Regions from separate parts of the Homo sapiens genome. Here region 1 is linked to region 2. A link is a loop called in an ENCODE intact Hi-C map of the cell type or tissue named here. Cell type or tissue: PC-3. All regions are shown on one strand. Links, peaks and the distances in the headings refer to the core of each region. The heading gives the core; the rest is flanking DNA. Region 1 overlaps LOC105374217 (a long non-coding RNA gene). Region 2 overlaps FNDC3B (fibronectin type III domain containing 3B).

The links. A loop is a pair of places that touch in the nucleus more often than their neighbours do. Peaks named below come from ENCODE experiments on the same cell type or tissue, not always from the same donor. Only the 100,000 strongest peaks of a DNase experiment are listed, where the experiment ranks them.
Region 1: a loop joins it to region 2, with 3 times the contacts of the local background. A loop is called at or near these places in 4 of 110 quality-filtered maps.

The regions. Positions count from the first base shown.
Region 1 is chr3:171,964,604-171,969,002 of GRCh38, reverse strand. The region is part of intron 3 of LOC105374217 (a long non-coding RNA gene); the gene reads right to left. Among named protein-coding and RNA genes, the nearest start is that of TMEM212-AS1, 66 kb to the right of the region's middle. RefSeq lists a cis regulatory region at 1,570-1,581 and an enhancer at 1,504-1,648. In PC-3, for the core only: no CTCF peak of the experiment used is centred there; a DNase peak (open chromatin) is centred at 1,632; H3K4me3 peaks cover 276 bases; H3K27ac peaks cover 1,830 bases.
Region 2 is chr3:172,128,440-172,132,838 of GRCh38, reverse strand. The region is part of intron 2 of FNDC3B (fibronectin type III domain containing 3B); the gene reads right to left. Among named protein-coding and RNA genes, the nearest start is that of FNDC3B, 91 kb to the right of the region's middle. In PC-3, for the core only: no CTCF peak of the experiment used is centred there; a DNase peak (open chromatin) is centred at 2,738; H3K4me3 peaks cover 603 bases; H3K27ac peaks cover 2,821 bases.

The DNA of each region.
Region 1 (4,399 bases), core at 50-4,049, 160 kb after region 2:
GGCTAATTTTTTGTATTTTTAGTAGAGACGGGGTTTCACCGTTTTAGCCGGGATGGTCTCGATCTCCTGACCTCGTGATCCGCCCGCCTCGGCCTCCCAAAGTGCTGGGATTACAGGCGTGAGCCACCGAGGTTGACTTTTGAGAAGTGAACTTGTAACCTCTAGAGAAGTAGGGAATGCAAGGGTTTCTAAGGGCAAGAATTGTAGAGGTAGGAATTAGGCAGAAATAATTGGCCACCATCTGCTATGAGAAATGGCCTTGTTCTATGTGGGGCTGAGCTAAAAGATTCTCCATAGAGAAATTGGTACCTGCATTGTGAGGATCCAAGCAAAGAAGAAGAGTGGAGGAACATTCTTTTTAAAGGCATTTCATGAAATATGGAGTGGTAATGGCAAGAATAGCAGTACTAGGCAGGAAGTTCTAGAAGTGGCTTTACCCAAGCTCAAGTTGCACTAGGTGTGTAGAGAAATGGATGGTGTTAGTGGGCAAAATATCCCCTTATAACTTCACATTGCATAACTCCAGGGCTATCAGTCACACGTAGCTTATGTCTATGGGGTGACAGTCATATAAACTTTACTCCCCATTGCACTATTCCAGACTCCTTCCACCCCCGAATAGTGCAATGTGGAGCACTGTCCATTATGGAATTGAAAGTCCTGGGTTTTGGTGTTGGGATTCTGTTGGTTGCAAGTAACAGGAACAACTCAAATAGTTTAAACAATAGAGGTGATATATTGGCTGTGCATTCCAGGGTTAGAGCTGGCCTCTCTGTTTCCATCTCTTGGTATTGTCTTCCTGTTTGTGTTAGCTTCATTACTTCTTACTGCTATGTGATAAGGGTTGGAATGTGTGTGTGCGTGTGTGTGCGCGCGTGTGTGTGTCTGTGTGTGTGCGTGTGTGTGTGTTGGAGGATTACATCTGAGTGATATTTTCCTTGGCAGCCGTATCAGAACCACAGGGAAAAGTAGAGGAGTAGTTCCTTTCAGGGCAGAGGTACTGTTATTTTCTAGATTATGAATGATGTGAAAACCACAAATAAAATGTCCAAGAGACGTTTGAATAGGGCCGTTGGTGGGCCATGAATAGTACTATTTGTTAAAATTTGTGCTAAAAATTACTTCTTTAAAACATTTTTCTTCTTTGTTGAAGTAATTCCACTGTATTCTTAAAGAAATCTGACATGAACAATTTTGTTTAAAAATCTTCTTTTAAGGTCAATTTACAACTTTAATTAATATGGATTGCTGACTGATTATGTAATTCTTCTAGAAATGAGTATGACTGGATTAGGTTGTAATGAGTATTTTATAGGAAAGTCAATACATGGCGTGTGTTTTCAGTCTTTGTCATCTGGTTCTAGTCTCTGCTTGGCAACAGGATTTTATACGTGGCTCTGTCAGTGCAGCCAAAAAACCTTGCATACTTCACAACTTGCCACTCTTTTTAAAGATGTAGTTAGAGACTGAAGCTTATAGCACATGCTGCTGGATTAAGCATCTAAAGTGAGAGTCTCATGGGCCCAAAATATCTCTTGTACCCACACATTTCCTGGTAGGGCAAACTTCACAAAATAAACATAGATGACCTCTTGCCCATCCAGTCTTCCGGAAAGTTTAGAAATGATGCAACCTTTTGGCAATATGACATGACACATCGCTTTACTTGTGCAGAGCATGGACTTCCTTCATTCTGCACCACCATGGATAAACAAGCATTTACATTAGCACTGTCCAGGATTTGGAAACAAAATCTCATCCACTTTAATGAGTCTAGACGTTAGTAAACTGCCTTGGCTTGGGGAAGGACGAATTGACAAATGACAACAGGGAAAGTCTCATGGTTGCTCCACAGTGACATCAAAGACGTAGGAGAAAGTAGAAGCTGGTTTTCCTGTCAATACCTTGGTTTCCTTTTCTTTCTTCATTCCCCCTGCATGTGGGAATAACAATGTCTGGAATCAATATAGGGTTCTTCTTCTAAGAGGCTGAGAGTGTTTTCCCACACATAGAGCTGGCTGGTTTTGTTCTTTCCCTCTGCAGGAGAGTGTGAGCTGTGAGATTTCCTATTGCCCTCTGGCCTCATGTGAGCTGTGAGATTTCCTACTGCCCTCTTGCCTCTGCCGTTAACCTAGCCCTCAATTCTGTTTCCATCCTGGGGGGGCCTGTTCTGATTTCTTTTATTCATTCAGTAAATATAAACAATCCTTTACATGTTGATTAGTGTGCTATGTGCCTTTTTTGTAACCTCTTTTGATTATTCCATAGACTTTTTTTTTGATTCCGTGGAGTAGATATCCCCTGACTTGTTTTTCAGGGGTTTGTGTTTGTTTTAAGATTTTCTTTTCCCTGCAATTACCCATTTACTCTGTTTTCTCTACTTCTAAAAGACAATCCATACTTAGAAGTGCCACAATTCACAATGATGGTGCATAATTAGGCACAACCTAGTTATAATTTTGAGGCCTGGTGTGGTGGCTCATGCCTGTAATCCCAGCACTTTGGGAGGCCAAGGCAGGCGGATCTCCTGAGGTCAGGAGCTCAAGACTAGCCTGGGAAACAAGGTGAAACTCCGTCTCTACAAAAAATACAAAAATTAGCCAGGCGTGGTGGTTCATGCCTGTGGTCCCAGCTACTCGGGAGGCTGAGATGGGAGGTCGAGGCTGCAGTGAGCTGAGACAGCACCACAGCACTCCAGCCTGGGGAACAAAGGGAGACACTGTTTCAAAAAAAAAAAAGAAGAAGAAAAGAATTTTGGACTAAAATGTGGCCCCAAACTACTTAACTTGTAAGGCTCCTTACACTTTGTTTCCAACCCATTTCTCCAGCCTATTACTTTCTTTTTTTTTTTTTTTTTTTTTGAGACGGAGTCTCGCTCTGTCACCCAGGCTGGAGTGCAGCGGTGCGATCTCGGCTCACTGCAAGCTCCTCCTCCCGGGTTCACGCCATTCTCCTGCCTCAGCCTCCCAAGTAGCCGGGACTACAGGCGCCCACCACCACGCCCGGCTAATTTTGTTTTTGTATTTTTAGTAGAGACTGGGTTTCACCGTGTTAGCCAGGATGGTCTCATCTCCTGACCTCGTGATCCACCCGCCTCGGCCTCCCAAAGTGCTGGGATTAAAGGCTGCCTATTACTTTTTATAATGCATTCTGCATGACAGTGCTTCTCAAAGTATATAAAGTAAAGGACGAGCTGTTTTCATTTCCATTCTGTGGAGGTCCGATATGTGCTTCTATTGTGCATAACTAGTGTGTAACTTGAGCAACATGCAGTTCACCATGTGAGCTCTACATGGTCTGTATCCCATGTAAAGAGAGGAGGCCACTGACTGAGTGCACAGTAAGTAGCTAATGTTTTTACAATTTACTTCGGATTTCTTCATTTACATGTTCACAAAATGTAACAAACAATTCACAGTCCACTGACCACAGTTTGAGTAGTGTAGCCTTGAGGCTGTATCTCCACCAGATTCTCCCCATTTTTGAACAAACTTTGGATGTTATTGCTTTTGAACTTTGACCCTAGGCCTTCCCCCAGACTGGGTGCCCTGTTCTCCCTGCTTTGCCCGGTCTATCCTTCCTTTTCTTTGAAATCCCACCTTAAATTTTTTAATATGAGTAATACTTCACATAACATAAAATTCACCATTTTACAGTGAAAATTCTGTGGCTTTTAGTACATTTAAACTGTTGTGCAACCATCACCATGATCTAACTCTAGAACATTCTGTCACCCCTAAAGAAACCCGGTATCCCGTAGCAGGCACTCCCCCTTCCCCCTCCACTCAGCCCCTGGTGACCACTACTTTCAGTCTCCACGGATTTTCCTATGCTGGGTCTTTCATGTCAATAGAATCATATGATATGTAGCCTTTTGTGACTTAGCATAACATTGTCAAGATTCATCCACGTTGCAGCATATATCAGTTCTTCCTTCTTATGGATAAATAATATTCCATTGTATGGATATACCACATTTTGATATTGTTTATCCATTCATCAACTGATGGGCATTTGGGTTGTTTCTGCTTTTTGGCTGTTACGAATAACACTTTTAGTAACAAGTACTAGTTTTATTGTGGAAATATTTTCTTTTCTCTTGGGCATATATCTTGGAGAGGAATTGCTGGATGGTATGGTACCTCTATGCTTAAATTCTTGAGGAATTGTAAACTGTTTTCCAAAGTGGCCGCACCATGCATTCCCACCAGCAATGTATAAGGGTTCTAATTTCTTCACATTCCTGCCAACACTTGTCATTATTTTTTTTCTTTTTAAAAAATTACAGCCATCCTACTGGGCACCATAAATATTTTTCTTCTGTGAACCCATCTGATTACTCCTTCCAGAAAGAATCAACCTTTTCCTCCTCTCTGATCTCACAAGAATATATAATACA
Region 2 (4,399 bases), core at 324-4,323:
GGTAATAGCAAAGTACGTTCTGTCAACAGCCTTATAGTTTTATTAATAGTTCTAATCAAAGGATAATCAAAGGAAAAAAATCACTAATTGATATCTAAATACAAGTTAAAAGACATAATACAACTTAAAAAACTATAGTTAGGCTGGGCACGGTGGCTCACGCCTGTAATCCCAGCACTTTGGGAGGCTGAGGCAGGTGGATCACTTGAGGTCAGGAGTTCAAGACCAACCTGGGTGAAACCTGGTCTCTACTAAAAATACAAAAATTAACCAGGCGTGGTGGCAGGTGCCTATAATCCCAGCTACTTGGAAGGCTGAGAAAAGAAAATGGCTTGAACCCAGGAGGCGGAAGTTGTGGCAAGCCTAGATCACACCACTGCACTCCAGCCTAGGTGACAGAGCAAGACTCCATCTCAAAAACAACCACCACCACCACAAAAACTATAGTTAAAAACCACCATGTACAAGGCTAACACTATTTTAAAAATCACCATATAATTTCTAGAAATTGACAGGATGTCAGTGTCACATTCATCCTACAGTTATCGGAACAAGCCCTGTTCCTCCCTGGCTTGAAACTGTCAAGCATACTGTTTCCTCTGTCTGTGATACTCTTCCTGTACTCCTTCATCTTAGCTTACCACCTACCTTCCTCCATCCTCAACCAACGTCTATTCATCCTTCTCAGCTTGTGATAACAGTGTTTTGACTCCCAGGACAGGTCAAGTCCCCCACTATGTGTTCTAAATCAAACAAAAATACCCGCTCTACTACTTCTTCCTAGAATTTACAACTGCAATCAATTAACTAAGCAATTATGTTAGTGTCTGCCTTTCCTTCTTTAATCTAGGCATGATAAGGATAACATCCAGCTATCTAGCCCCATGCCTGGCATAGAATAAGTTATGTGCTCAATAACTACTTTCACTGAATGAATGAAAGTCATAAAACATTAAAAAAAAAACTATTGCAAATAATTATCTCAGCTTAGAAATTAAGCTTTCATAAGATGCAATTTAAAAGTCAACTTTATTTACTGTATACACTATAATTTGTTTTGTAAAACTTTTGAAATCAAAACCATTTCATCTTTAAATACTCAATCTTTAATATCCATGTATTTTGCCTCTTCTAATAATTCATCCAGATGATACTGCTGGAATACTAAATTTTTTTAAATCAGAAAATACATTACCTGGAAAAAACAGGATCATTCAGGGAAACTCAGACTAAGCTTCACCCTTGGTGCTTCTCATTATCTTGAATTATGACAGTTATTTCAAGGCAATTTATTTTTCCTATATAATAACTGTAGATAATCTTTGAGTTTTCAGTATTTAAATTATCACCAATGTAAGCACACTGTACTGTTTCAAAAACTCAAAAGGAAATTCCTTCAAGATCTCTAGAATGATTAAAATATTTGGTTTTTTTTTTTTTTTCTTGAGACGGAGTTTCGCTCTTGTTGCCCAGGATGGAGTGCAATGGCGCGATCTCAGCTCACTGCAACCTCCGCCTCCCAGGTTCAAGCAATTCGCCTGCCTCAGCCTCCCCAGTAGCTGGGATTACAGGCCTGCACCACCACGCCTGGCTAATTTTGTATTTTTAGTAGAGATGGGGTTTCTCCATGTTGAAGCTGGTCTCGAACTCCTGACCTCAGGTGATCCGTCCGTCTCGGCCTCCCAAAGTGCTGGGATTACAGGCGTGAGCCACTGCGCCGGGCCAAATATTTGTTTTCTTGAAAAGGAGCTTTTAAAGTCATTTCTTTAACATGAAAATCATTTATTTTTACATAAATATACAATATAAAAACTACAATGGAAGAAAATCACACTTCAATACAGACAATTATCCATGTCTTTTTAAAGGTCCTTAGACCAATTCTAGCATCACTGTAATAAAGCAAAAACCATTTGCTTTGTGTTTAAAGCTCTAGGGATAGAACTGTAATATATGCCCATGGAATTAATTAGCTGGGGGAGGGGGGAACCAATGGATGCCAAGACTCTATGTCCTAGATTTTCTCTGACAATCCCAAATTCATATACTCTCTTCTACCACGCTCATAATTGTCAGACAATGTGCCCTGAATACCGGTTCAGAAAATACAATTCACCAGTATTACGGAAAGTCCCAGGCAAGAAAACGGATTTCTGAATTGGGACATGTCCGGACTGTCGTCACATTATCTGCTTATCATATTGCACAAAAAGTGTCTGTAACAGTTCCTCAGTGGTCACTGACACCAGGCCAAACTTCAAAGAACGACGCAGAGGCATCCAGCCTCTAAGGTCCACTTATACCTTCCCCCCCTGCTTACTGAGTTCAATTCCTGACCCCCATCCCACTTCTTCAGGGAGAAAGATGATAGGTAACGGGCTTTTAAGCATCCGACGAAAATACCTCCCTTCAAATGTTTAGTTCATGTAATTTTCACTGCTGCTGAGTAGCCATAGCAACCAGATTATAATCTACCAAGTTACCTCAGAAACCAGGCAAGTCTCCTGTGTCCCAATATCAATTTTTCTCAGTAGAGCAGAAGTCATTATTTAAACAAACCATATTCATCTTGGCACTGAGGTATTTTAAAAGAAAGCATTTTATTATACTGAGGGAGGCTGACCACCTAGCTGTTTTCATTGTCAATAAAGCAGAGATAAAAATAAGTTTGACACACACCAGCCCAATGACCGGTCCTGACAGCAGACATGAATGAGCTGGCGGCAAAAGGTCTTGCATCACGCAGCCCCGAGGAGCATGAGTCACAACCTGGCCAACTCCCGGCACTTAACCTTTCCTATCATACAAGTTGGGCAATTTCTCTCTCTCCCCCTCCCTCCCTCCCTCTCCCCAACCACAAAGCAGAAATATAATAACTGCTACAAGTCCTCCTTAATATAAAATGCGATACAGAACATCGCTGTCCAAACCACATCATTTTTTGTCTACTCACTAAGCATTTCCTACTTTTCCAAAGTCAGCATTAAACTGATTCATACTGCACCATGTCTTCAGAGGAAGAAAAAAAAGACAAAGATTTTAACTAGATATTTTTTTTCTCCAGAGATCTTAAGAAGAACCATGCTAATCAAATCATGGGAGCATCCTCTAAGCTACTATTGCTTCATCAGATCTGTTTCAAAACCGTTAGTGTTACATGAACCAAGAAGCTGGAAATAAACAGAAGGCAGTTTATCAAAGTTTAATGAAAAATAAGTGACCACTCTTCCAAAGTCCAGAGAAACAATAAAACAAGAGTTGCAATTAATACAATTGAGTAAACACAGCATCATGGGAATTCTTTGTCTAACAGGAGAACTGAAAGAAGGTGTAATATCTTTCCTTTACAGGTATAAATCTAAACCTAACTCTGTTTTATACTCATTAAAAGAGGAAAAGGGAGGCTACTTTTGCAATTTAAACCTTGGGTGGCTGATTAACCAGGTGCCAATAGTATCTAAGACTACTCCTGGAGGCAAATGTCTAATTTATGCCTCAAATAAAAAAATTACCAGTCACTCAAATAAGCAATCAGGGTAATGGATCAGTCCATCAAAAAAGCTTCTGGCCAGGTACAGAGGCTCATGCCTGTAATTCCAGTGCTTTGGGAGGCTGAGACGGGGAGAATCACTTGAGACCAGGAGTTCCAGACCAACCCCAGCAACATAGTGAGACTCCATATCTACAAAAATAATTGTAAAAATTAGCCGGACATGGTGGTGCATTCCTGTAGTTCTAGCAACTCAGGAGGGTGAGGCAGGAGGATCGCGTGAGCCCAGGAGGTCGAGGCTGTAGCAAACCGTGACGGTGCCAACTGCACTCCAGCCCGGACAACAGAGCAAGACTGTCTCCCAAAAAAAAGCTCCTCCTGGGAGAAGAGTACCAACTGACCAAAGACAAAATAGTACACTTGCAGCATTTTTAAGCGTTAAATCCAACCCTCAGACAATCAAGATATAAACCATACCAGAGAGGAGATCCCATTTCACTTCTAGAGTTTTTTCCACTGGCCACACTTTGTGTAGCTTGTTTTCATGTATAAATGAATACTTCTCCCTTGGAGCCCACATTTATGATTATCCAACAGGTATCTTTAAGGGGGAAAATGATACAATCTAAAAGCTGCAGAGGAGTTCCACGCAACTAAGGATTCTAGCCAGGAATACCTAATAACTTCAAAAGTGACCTTTGACTACATGAGAAGAGTACTACCACCTATTCCTCATGCTACTATTTTCTGGTCACACATACTCCCAACTCCCCACTCCCCAGCCCCACCCCCAAGATTCCCAATCTCCAAGCTCTTCCCAGGCCCCCATACCCAAACTGTTCATCCACACACACCTTTGAGACCCCAGTCTGTGTGCCATAGAACACAGCTGGCCTCAGGCAAAACTGA